Regions from separate parts of the Mus musculus genome. Here region 1 is linked to region 2. The links are chromatin contacts, found by Hi-C or POLR2A ChIA-PET in ENCODE. All regions are on one chromosome and are shown on one strand. Each heading gives the region's core, a stretch centred on a gene start or an enhancer-like site at or near the end of the contact. The rest is flanking DNA. Distances are from core to core; before and after follow the strand shown. Region 1 has its middle 24 kb from the start of Gm24867. Region 2 overlaps Tcte2 (t-complex-associated testis expressed 2).

Region 1 (6,513 bases), core at 1,025-3,524, 37 kb after region 2:
GTCATCCCTGGGTTCCTCCTCTTTGCTCTATGCCTTCTTCAGAACTGTGATTATAGTGGGTATTCCATGTCAACATATTTGTAATTAATACATACCAAAAAGGATACATGCAACTGAGTATTATTTTGCAATGCAAGGCTTAACTACGGCATGGCATTCCACCTTATGAAGGTACTATAATTTACCAAATTGGGTATGTGTTATTGGAAAATCTCTCCACACTTTCTAAGATCTTGAGCATTTGTGCTTGTAGATGTTTTCCCAACATCTCCCAAGGGTGGGATGCCTTTCAGGGTGTCCTAAGAGCGGGACAGCTAGGTGGCTCCAAGGAGAGCTTGGCTAGGCTCACCCAAGGAGAGTTGGTATCAAAACTTGGGAACCAAACAGCGAACAGCAGCCAGTACTGGGTCACTGTGGTCTTCTCATTCACTGGAAGACAGTCTCTGAGCCAGAGGAGACTTTCCTGGCAGGACATTTTATTTTGAAAAATCTATTCAAACAATTGTTTTTTTAGGGGCTGGGATGATGGCTCCAGTCAGTACTTGCTATGCTTGAATGAGGCCCTGAGTTTAGACTCCCAGTATCCATATTTAAGCCAGGCATGGCTCTGTGCGTGTGTGTGTGTGTGTGTGTGTGTGTGTGTGTGTGTGTGTGTGTATGTATGTGTGTGTGTGTGTGATGTAACCCCAAAACTGGACATGGGGCATAGGGAGTAGAGACAGCTAGAGTTCACTGCCTAGCCATCCAATCAACTTGGTAAAAGCCAGGTTCAGTGAGAGACTCTTATCTCAAAAACTAAGGAGTAGAGTGACTGAGGAAGACACTCCACTCTAACCTCGGGATTGCACACATGCGTGCATGCATGCATGCACTCGTACATGCACACGTAGACACATGCAAACACACACGGAAATGTACATATACCACCTCTACACACACAAACATAATTATACCTTGTGGGATGACAAGCAGCCGCTGAGTAAGAATGCAAACCGTAGTGTTGTTGCTCTGAGTTAATGGAGTCTGCTGTTCTGGCGAGCAAAAAAGGATAAGGTGTTCTGCTGACCAGAGGGGCTGGGAAAGTGATCTAGGGAGTCTCTGTCACTATTCAGGTCCACCAAGGTAGGCAGGCTTGCTGGTATGGTATGTCCTACAGAAGGTGGCAGTCTCCTTCATCTTTGCAATGAATCCATCTTGCCCCAGGTGAATATCTGTCCAAAGCAGTGTGGATATTGTGGTTACCACTCCCAGGCACTGCATTCCATTGTGTTCTCTTTACTGACATAAAGTGGGGTGTCAGGAGGACCCTGAGGTCCACATAACAGCTTTGGTATCAGTGCGGGCAGAACCCATAATTCCCTTTTCAATTCAAGTTACAAAGGACCTTTCCCGTTATGGATGGGGCCAGGGAAAGGGGGGCTTTTACACCCTTGCATCCCCAGACTCTGCTGGCAGCTCTTTGGTTTGAGTGGTGGCTTTGGGCCACCCACACCGCTGGATCCCTAGAGAAGTGTGAGGGCCTCTTCAGGTCACACATCTTTTCAGAGGAATGGTAGGAGAAGAATGTTTGCTCAATTTAAAACACAGATTCTCAGGGGCACAGATGGCTCAGCGGTTAAGAGCACTGACTGCTCTTCCAGAGGTCCTAAGTTTAATTCCCAGCAGCCACATGGTGGCTCACAACCATCTGTAATGGGATCTGACTCCCTCTTCTGGTATGTCTGAAGGCAGCAAAGGGTGTACTGATATACATAAATAAATGAGCCTTAAAACAAACAAAAACCATGGACTCTCCATCTGTGTGGCAGAAAGCCTTGGTGGCGAAGGTCCTTAGCACAGTTGCAGGCTCAGCTCTGACCTTCATCTGTGTCTGGTAGCAGCACAGGAGCAATCCAGCTTCCCCAGTGAGATCCCCAAGCCAGGGTTCAAGGAACCCACTTCACTTTGTCTCCTGTGTGCTTCGTGCATTGGACTTTCTCCAGGATGGGCTCTTTCAGCCAAGAAACACGGGCTTCCAGCTATCTTATGGGCTGACATGAAGAAGGAGCATACACACAGAACATCAGAGAGGAGACGAATAACCAGAAGACAGCTGAACGAACAGGAGAAAGCCTGCCTCACCTGCTGCAGGCAGCCTTTGCAAACCTTTGCTTGGTAGGCAGTTCCAGGGCTCTGTAGGGCTGAGAGCAGGGTCTCCACAGGAGGGGCTTACATATGTGAGGTCAGAGCAGGCAGGGGTCAGCCAGGAGGGCTCTGAGGAGTTATTCGCATACTTTATTGTCTCTTCAGACCCTGACAGCATGGCTGGGCTGGATGCCAGCAGAAGGTGTAAACTTCTGTCTCACTCTTTTGGAATCCTGGGGAATTTACAGAAACTCTCTGGGGTGCTCTTAACATGTGGAATGAGGACACCCTGCTCACTAACTTCACAGGTATATGTGCTAAACACAGGACCCTGGAGCAGTCTCTAGGTGCTCTACCTCTGCATGCTGATTGTGTCCTGAGGGGAGTTGGATGGCTCCAGACACCTCAAGGTTCTGTGTTGCTCAGGCCTCAGAAGCCTTGCAGTATTGGGCCCTACTGAGGCTGCCTCTAGGTCTGAGGTCCCAGGCACCAGGCCACACCCTCCCTGTTCACTCAGCTTTCATCCAAGTGGATTGGAGCTGCCGCTGCGAAGCATAGAAGAGGGCGGAGCCAGCCAGCTCCACATTCTGCAGGCTCACTGGGGAGTAGCTTTGAAAGTACTGTAATTTAACCCAGATCACAAGGGCATAGCAAGTTCAGGGCACCATCCTGGGCACTGAAAGGCCTGTTTTTGTTGTGGCTAATGGGTATGGTTGTGAGTAGGGACTTAAATAGCCTTTTCCCTCCAGGATAATGGCCAGACACTGTCAGGAAGTTGCACAATGTCAAATCTGAGTCCAGGACACAGTAGAGTTAAAAAAGATAGAGTGGAGTAGGTTGAATGTCAGCCTCTTTGGATGAATTTAGGCCTTTGTCTAAAATGAGCTGTTTGGCCAGAAAGCCCACACTTGTGCAAACACTGAGAGAGGCCGAGTCCACTGTGGAGCAGGGATAATGGAGGGCCAGCAACTTTAGGAGGGTTCTTGTATCGATTCCCAGTCATAGTCTTTGAAAAATGCCTTACTTCGGAGGAAGAGGATCAAACAGTGGGGCTGGATATGGGTCAAAGGTTTCAGGAAGGCTTCTGTGTCCACACACGACTTCCTTCCTCGCTCAGGGAATGCAACAGGAATCCCCGCCCAGGACTGTGTTGGCTCAACAGCCTGGGAATAGTTTCCAAGTTGGAGTTCCCCACACAGGTGGACAATGTGGGAGAAGCTCCTAGAACAGATGACTAGATAACAAGGGTGAGACAGAATGGTCAGACCAGAAGGAGGGACCGTGGAATTCAGCGGGTGGAGGGGCTGACCGACAAGGAGATGAGGAATAAGGTTGAGCTCATGAGTCTGGGTGTTGGAATGTAGAACCGGCAAGCTGTTGCTTTCGGGCACACTGTGCCACGGGGGGGGGGGGGGGAGGGGGTTGATAAGGAAAGATGAGTGTCCTTTCCTGCCTCTCTTCCACTTTGGGTTTGTCCCCTTGTTCCATGTGACAGAGAGTCAATAGTCTTGGACACAGCCTCAGGGGACAGCAGAGGGACAGTCTCTACAGTGGCCTTCCTGGGTATGGCCTGTCAGATCTATAGTAGGGAAGAGGAATGACAGGTCGCATGAAGGACAGCCCAGCCCAGACAGAGGGCTTCTGTACACAGAGGGAGGGTGGACACACAACTACACTCAGACACAAACATCCCTCAGTTTCCCAGTCTCTAAAAACCACATGAATTGCCAGGCAGTGGTGGCACACGCCTTTAATCCCAGCACTTGGGAGACAGAGGCAGGCAGATTTCTGAGTTTGAGGCCAGCCTGGTCTACAGAGTGAGTTCCAGGACAGCCAGGGCTACACAGAGAAACCCTGTCTCAAAAAACAAAAACAAAAACAGAACACATGAATTTAATATTTTATTGAATATCATTTGAGACAATATACTTCTGGTCCTGTGGCTGTCACAAAATAGGCCCCAGTAAATGGCAGCTATCCCCAAAAATGTTTTTAATTATACTTAGTAAATTACATTTGCTCATGCATGTGTGCCATGTGATGTGTGTGGAGGTCAAATGGCAGCCTGTGGGAGTCTATCCTCTGCTTCCACGAGGGACTGAGCTCAGGCTATCAGGCTTGGCAGTGTATGCCTAGAGCCAATGAGCCATCTCTCGGGCTGTGCTATCTTTAAAAATGACTTTATTCTTTTGGAGAATTTTTAGTCTCACAGAGAAGCTGAGAGGAGGATGTAGAGATTTCCCATGGACCTACTCCCCTCAGGCAAAGCCTTCCATTTTCCCCAATGTCTCAGTTGTAGTGGTGAGTTTTTGCTACACCGCTTTATGCTTCCGGTTGGTCGTGCTTCCCACCACTCAGGAGATCTTTGGATCCAAGAATGAAACACACACACACACACACACACACACACACACACACCCCTCAGCTTATTTTTAAAGTGCCTTTACTACCTCAAAGGCTAGGCTCTCCTAAACCACCCACCTGAATTCTCACCTGGTTGGTTGGCTTTCTCTCCTGCAGCTCCTGCGTCCCATCCTTCTCCCCCAAGTCCTGGGGAGTCTCGTTCTCCTCCTGCCTACTGTGTCCCAGCCCACACAGCTCTAAGGATTCCGCCCCTGCTCCCTTTGCCCAGGCATTGGCTGCTGGAATCTTTATTGATCCATCAAAAAACCAGTTGGGGACAAGGACCTTTAGCATTGGGATACACAGATTCCTGGTTGAACCAAAGCATTAGAACCAATCTCCAACACTCAATAGTACATTTGCTGCACAAATGAGTGTCTACGCACCCACCACCACCCAGAGTCCACATTTGGCTAGGGTTTACTCTTGGTGTCCCTTGAGAGTACAGTGACTTTTCTTTGTACATGCAAGTTCTCACTGCCCTGAAAGTCCCTGGCTTCTGCCTGTTCACCCCTCCCAAGTTAGCTTTCTACCAGTGTAACAACCTTCTTGAAATTATCAACCTCAGAAAGGAAAAAAAAGGGGTTACTCGGGCTCACACGGTTAGAGGTTTGAGTCCCCAGCTGATTGTGGATTGTGACCAGGAATTCATGAGAAGAAGCTGTGTCTGCAGAGACTGGTTGGTGGATTAAAGCTTTTAGAACTGTGGCAGAACTGGAATGTTGCAGGTCCAGAGGCCAATTACTGTATCTCAGGCTAGCTTTAGCCCTCTGGAACAGCCAGTTATTCCTTGTCCATTTCTGTGCAAGAGCTAAAAACCTATGACTAATAGATAAAAAACTTTTTGGAATCTATTAACAGACTACTAGTTTTCACCAATGCCAAAGCTAAGACTGCCATCACATAGCATTTGGGCTGATAGGAAAGCTACTCCATCTTGCTGTTACCACTTCTCTGATGTCCCCAACAATGTATTTTAAACTTGCCTTGATTTATGACTGTCATTTTTATGATTTTTGTAAAACTATAAAACTTCATGAGACTGCTTTCATGTTGAAGCTTGGGATTTGGAGTCTGTATTCCTGAACCATGGTCACTCAGACTAGCTCCAGAACGAACTATCTCTTATTTCCTTTAAGACAATAGTTATGGTTTTTGCACAGATGGCATGGTTTGTTCACCTCGTGTCAATTAGGAGCAAAGATCCAGACAAGAGCCTGGAGTCCCAATATTCCTCAGTCATTCCACACTGCCAAATCTCACACTTCCCCACCAGGCCTCACTTTTAATAGCACCAAGCCAAGGGCCATGCTTTCTTTTTCTTTTCTCTTCTTTTTTTAAAGATGGATTTATTTATTTATTTATTTATTTATTTATTTATTTATTTATTTATTATATGTAAGTACACTGTAGTTGTCTTCAGACACTCCAGAAGGAGTCAGATCTCATTACGGATGGTTGTGAGCCACCATGTGATTGCTGGGATTTGAACTCAGGACCTTCGGAAGAGCAGTCAGAGCTCCTAACCGCTGTGCCATCTCTCCAGCCCTGGGCCATGCTTTCAACACACAGGCTTTTACAGAACATCCAAGTCCCAAGATGCACCTCCTCCCACGTAATCGCAGGTAGCCACTGGCCTTACTGAGGTCAAAATACTGTAGAGCTAAAGTTAAGATTGCTTCTTCTAGGGCTGGAGAGATGGCTCAGTGGTTAAGAGCACTGACTGCTCTTCCGAAGGTCCCGAGTTTAAATCCCAGCAACCACATGGTGGCTCACAACCATCTGTAATGAGATCTGATGCCCTCTTCTGGTGTGTTGGAAGACAGCTACAGTGTACTTACATATAATAAATAAAAATTTTTCAAAAAGATTGCTTCTTCTACCGTGTAAGTTTTTTATTTCCTGTCAAGCTTGAGAGATTATTATTTTTTTAAAGATTTGTTTGTTTGTTTGTTTATTTATTATAAGTACACTGTAGCTGTCTTC
Region 2 (5,660 bases), core at 180-2,679:
GAACCCAGTACTCAGTGGTCGGAGGCAGGGGAGTCACAGGTTTGACTACTCTGAGACACAGAAGGAGACTGTCTCAACAATCATAAAAATAATTTTAAAACTGTGCATTATGGTGTCATACATTCGCACTATCTTTCTGGATTCATAGCTCAGGATATGCCACCTCTTGACCATTTGCCTACAGACCCTGACCTGGCTACAAGTCATCTTGACACCGGAGGTCCTGTCTCCAGCTGCTGCCAGAACCAAAACCTTCATACCTAACACTTTAACTCCCTGTCCCTCGAGCATCTTTGTTGTGCTGGTTTCTTAGGTAACAGCATTCAGGCATCAGGGAGGGTCAGCAGGAAAGATATTTAAGGAATTACAAATCTGAAACACAATCCATCTTGAGGAATGTCACTGGGAGAGACAGGCTGCTAGCGACCACAGATCCTATGTGAACAGGAAGAGCCAGAGCAGAGTCTCTGCTCTCAGTGTCTCTTCGTGGTCCAGTTGGGGCAGCTCTGGCAATTGCTGTGTACCACACAGATGGCACCTGGAGCATGGACGAGGAGCAGTGCATGTGGAAACTGATAAGGAGCAGACCCTCGGTGCCTGTTGCCTCACTTCCTCACACACACACACACACACACACACACACACACCCCATTCCCCAACTTCCCTCTTACTTTCCTGGATGGTAGTAAACTCTATTGTGATATTGATTTTCTTACTAACAAGGCACACGATTTTGAAAATCCTTCAGAAATGTGGACCCTTAGATTGAAGTCCATGGTAGAATAGAGAGCCCAGCAGAAGGAATGGCGCACCAGTTCCTGCATCGTGCTGCCAATTTCAACTCTCCATCAAAACTCAACTCCACTCTTAGCAAACTTGGCTGGTGAGGACCCAGCTGAAGGGGACAGCTGAGAAGGAAGGAACAATAACCTTGTCCTTTTTTGGGCGATCTCCCACCTCACGTATGAAAACAACCACTGCACCTGAGATCTATGAGTGTTAGTAAAACAGAGCATCCTGGGCAATGTTTGGGCGTTCCCCTGGGAACAGCCTTTCATCATGGCTGAGGCCTAGGCAGAAAGCAGGATGATGAGCAAGTCTCACCTCTGCAGCTGAGATGACTCAGTGAGGTGACAGGAGACTGAGTCCAAAAGCCTCTCTCGCCTGTGTTTTATTCCTGCTCAGCTTGGAATTGCAAGGCTACTGGGCTATTGAGAAAATGTCTGGGCTGAGACTCCCTGCCCTGGCCGTCAATGCCTGGAAATGCACTGTATCCTCTCATTGTGTCGGGAGAGGCCGGCCAGAGCTGGTGAGGGGGCAGCTGCCAACATCCAGACATGGTTCAGCTGAGCTCTAAAAAGAGGCAGGCACTGGCTTAGACCTAGACCTTAGTCCTGTGTGGCAGACATGATCATGGCGCAGTGAGTCAGGGGTGTTAAAACACTGCAAGAAGCATGCATCTCCCTGAGCAAACCAGCACAACGGGAGGCACTGCGCAGGCTGCTGTCTCTGTAGGCTTTTGGCTCCTGCTTCTGCCCAGCTTTTTCCAGAGCCTTCTGTGCAGCATGGAGGGATGTGATTTGACCCACCTGTTGGAGACTCAGTTTCTGTGTGACTCATTGCAAGTGTCTGTCACAGCTGTGACAGTGCCCCCCCTCTCTTTCTCTCTTTCTCTCTCTCTCTCTCTCTCTCTCTCTCTCTCTCTCTCTCTCTCTCTCTCTCTCTCTCTCTCCAAAGCACTGGCTAGTCTTTATTGTAACATCTGACCCCAAGCATACCATAGTTTCCAACACTCTCAGGAAAAGCTTTATCACTTATGAAATATAATATTAATATGAATTATGGGGAGATAAGGATGTAGCAGCTGAAAATGACAGGTATTGTTCACCTGGTACAATCAAGAGAGGACTTCAGTGAATGTGGAAATAAGAGAGTTGTAAGAAATAAGAAAGGTTGTTTGTTTTTGTTTGTTTGGTTGGTTTTTAATTTACTGTGTGTGTGTCTGTCTTTGTGGAGTTAGTTTTCTCCGGCGTTCATATGGGTCCCAAGTACTGAGCTCAGTCCTTGTGTGGCATGCACCTGTACGAGTTTAGTGATCTCATAAGCCCCAGAAACTGGATAGTTTTAAAACTGCTCACATGAATGACCCAGTCTGGGAAAAGGTGGAGCAATCCTGGGGTTTTAGACTGTGTTTAGTTTAAGCTACAAAAGTGTCTTAGTCTGTTTCTCATCACTGTAGCACGGTACCACATATAAACCATAATTTATATTGAAAATACATTTACTCCTCATGGCATTGTAGGCAGGGGAGTTCAAGATCAAGAAGTCAGCATCCTTGGTGCAACACCAGAGCGTGGGAGTTGTCACAGGATGAGAGATGGAGCTCTTGCCTGCTCTAGTCTCTCTACCTCTGTTTCATTAAGCAACAGATGCCATGGTGGAGGGGGAAGGGTGGGGGAGCCACTCTATCATACCCTCAATAACTCTGATGGCTTCCTGAAGCTCGTACCTCAAAATACCATCAGCATGTGAACTTAGGGCTTATGCTTCAAACACAATCAGAAAAACGTTGTCATCCTTACATGAAATCCTGACCTACATAGACCCCCACATTTCCAAGTCAACACCTCATAACTGTTCCATGCGGCCTTTCCTCCTATCCATAAGCCAGCACTGCACAGCACCATATTACTGAGAGCTACATGGATTGGATGAATCTGCAGCAGCTCCATTTCCCAAGCCAATGGCAAAAATCTCTGTGCCCTTGTTGCTAAGATACCTGTTAGTGTAGAGCACAGTTTTCAAAGGGTTAACAAGAAATGCATCATTCGCAGTGTGTAGAGCTGTCCCTTGTCTGTGACTGAGGGGAGGAGGAGGGTGGGCATGTGCTTAGCACCTCATTCCTTTCCCACATGAGCCCTTGTCCATGAGCTGTCCTTGACCCGCCAGGTCTGTGACAAGCTGCAAGAGCACAGGCTGAATAAGAACACGGCCCTTTGCTCAGGGACACTCAGATGAGTGTTGTCCCCTCCCCGAGCATAGTTCAATAAGAGGCATACAGGGCCGAGTGTTATGCCCGGTTAACGCCAGGCTGGACTGAGGTCCTCCCATGTACTCTTAACTGAATTTTTAAGAAAGCAAGCAAATTGCATTCCTCTTGAAGTTTTATGATTCTGATTTTTTTACAAACTTGGTGTGCCTATTGCCATTACTCTGAATGCTGAAGCGTGATTGTAATTTGTTTTCATTGTGTATGAAAGTAGATGACAGGGGAAAAAAATAGGTATGTCGGTCGAATCGAGACGTTGTTATAATTACGACAGTTGTCGGAAATCTGTTATTTTGGAAATGTAGAAACCGATTTCTCTAAGAAGAGTTTAGAAATGAGCTAAGAACCCACTCAGTATTTAAGAATCTCTCCATGCTAAGCATGAGGCTCCTTTGCTAATAAGAATGGGACCAGTCACAAGCCAGGCCTTCTGATGTCTCTCCTGTTTGTATTCCCAAGGCTCTTTTTAACACAGGATGGGACGGTGGCTGTGCTTGAATGATGGCCGCTTTGCACCTTGGTCCCTACTGGCTGGACTAGAGGGCGACCCAAGTCTCTCACTTGGTACTTTACTGTGTTTGAGGACTCTTCAAGAAGGTGTGGACTTTGAGTAGGAGAGTAAAGTATACTATTCTCACAGGGATACAAGACCGCTGCCAACTTTGCTCGCTTGAACTGGCCTGCCACCTGTACAAAGCATTAGCTTCCTTCAAATGTGCAGATGATCTCATCAAAGGGGAAAGATTAAAGATTAAAAGAAAGATTAAAAGAAAAAATCTACAGACAAAAGATTCAAAGACAAGATCAACTCCAGGGCTGCTGTCACTGCTGCTGCCACCGCCCCTGTTGACAGCCTTCTGCGCTCCAAGCCTGTGTTCTGCTCAGGCCCTACCTTCTGTCCTGCTTCACCCAAAGGGTAGCTGAAGGTTAGTAGCGAAACTGGTGGCAAAGATTCTAGTTAGCCGCTCTTGTTGGTTTGCTTGGACATCCTCATCTCTTGCATGTTACTTTTGGAGCCTTACGTGCAATATGAGTTTCAAAAGATAAAATTACATTTCCACTCAAGGAGAAAAAAACGTAATAGTTTTTCTAAATTCTGCCTTAGCGACCAACTCCTTGCATTATAGGTTGGGAATTGACTCCAAGGGAAAATAAGCCCGCCTGAGGGAGACCTGGAGGACCAGATCCCTTCAGGAGCAGGAGCCGTGAAGTCATAGTCATTAACTATAGGTGTATTAGATATGTTTGCTCGTTTACTGGTGAGGAAAGCTGAAGGTTTGTCAACCTTTCTCAGACGACACAGCCAGAAACTAGATAGATGGAGCAAGCACGCTGAGATGGGTGTGGATGGCCTTCAAGTTTAGTTGAATGTGGTATGTTCAGTAGAGATGTGACAAAGAGACGGTGCCACACTGCCGAGCACAGATCACCACCAGGACTATAGCGCACCATCCAGTGGTTCCACAGTGTGGTCCAAGGACCCGGAGGGGATCCCTAAGGTCCTTTCTGAGGTCTTCAGGATCAAACCAGTTTCAGCATTAACACTATTTACCCATGACTACCGGGCTGAATAGAACATAATCCATCATAAAGGTGAGAGTGTTCATTCCCTGCCTGCTCTGTGCAGTAGCCGTTCTACCATCGCCAGGCTGCTCCAGTCTTCACCAGGAAGCACCCCAAGTGGGCACTTAGGATGGGAAGCAGTGCCAGCTGCTAAGCCCAGCAGGTCTTTGCTCTGGACTACACATCCTCTTTGCTTTTCTGTGGCATGAAACAGAAATTGTGAACAAGGCTCTTTTCGTCCAGCCATGAAACTTGGTAGGTTTTATTTTAAGGACATTCTGACTACTTTCTCCCTGGACCATCACCAAGCAGCAGATAAACTATGGTCATCCAGGTTTTGGTACTTGGATGAGCACATATTCTAAAAAAGAAACTGTCTCCTAAAAAACCAAAACACAACAACAACAAAAAGCAAAAACAAACAAACAAACATAAAAACCCAAAACCTGGCACTACGGCTTGCTAAAGACATTCAAGATTTTGTGCGTATTTTGGAATTTTGGAGAAACATGAGCTGCTTGTCACTTCCTCAGCATTTTGATGAGATCAATGGCAGCATTACTAAAGGAGACTTTTCAATATCAGGAGAAACGTGCCCCATACAGAAGATCTATCTGCAGGATTCAGGGAATCCAAACGTCCAAGGGTGAGCCCAGCGGACTGCAAGCTCGGCTTGCAGATTCTAATGTGGAGAGTGACAAACTCTAATTTCTGATTCTAAGGTGCAACTAGCCTTTAAGAAATTATCTTTTGTCCGGCTGCAGAATAGTTTCAAAGAAGAAGGTCCACAATTATTCAGAAAAGGCTACAAAAGCCACTCTGTTTTCTGTGTCTGACCACAGCAACCTATCACAGTGGGCTGAACACAGAAGCAGACCTGAGGCTGACTTGGAACACACAAAAGCCACACCTTAAACATATTTGCAAAAGTGTACCTTTTGTACTGTGTGCACCAATCTTTTTTGTTAGAAAATGTGACTGCTTTTTATTTTTAAAAAATATATCATATATGTTAATATGTGATAGGTTCCCTATTGCTGTTTTTGAG

Evidence for each region. A loop is a pair of places that touch in the nucleus more often than their neighbours do. ChIA-PET counts read pairs that join two places held with the same protein, here RNA polymerase II (POLR2A).
Region 1: a loop to region 2 is called in a map of heart, with 2.6 times the contacts of the local background. The contact joins two enhancer-like sites. A Hi-C loop is called at or near these places in 5 of 37 maps with a recorded cell type or tissue (adrenal gland and heart). POLR2A ChIA-PET finds 5 or more read pairs at or near these places in 4 of 5 experiments (Patski and embryonic stem cell).

Annotation. Positions count from the first base shown.
Region 1 is chr17:13,696,615-13,703,127 of GRCm38, reverse strand. No RefSeq gene overlaps it. Among named protein-coding and RNA genes, the nearest start is that of Gm24867, 24 kb to the right of the region's middle. Within about 2 kb of position 2,274, at least 2 of the 3 ENCODE cell types and tissues checked have a DNase peak (open chromatin) inside an H3K27ac peak, as active enhancers do; they include heart, where a contact is called at or near this core.
Region 2 is chr17:13,733,242-13,738,901 of GRCm38, reverse strand. All of the region lies in intron 1 of Tcte2 (t-complex-associated testis expressed 2), which reads left to right. Among named protein-coding and RNA genes, the nearest start is that of Afdn, 24 kb to the left of the region's middle. Within about 2 kb of position 1,429, at least 2 of the 3 ENCODE cell types and tissues checked have a DNase peak (open chromatin) inside an H3K27ac peak, as active enhancers do; they include heart, where a contact is called at or near this core.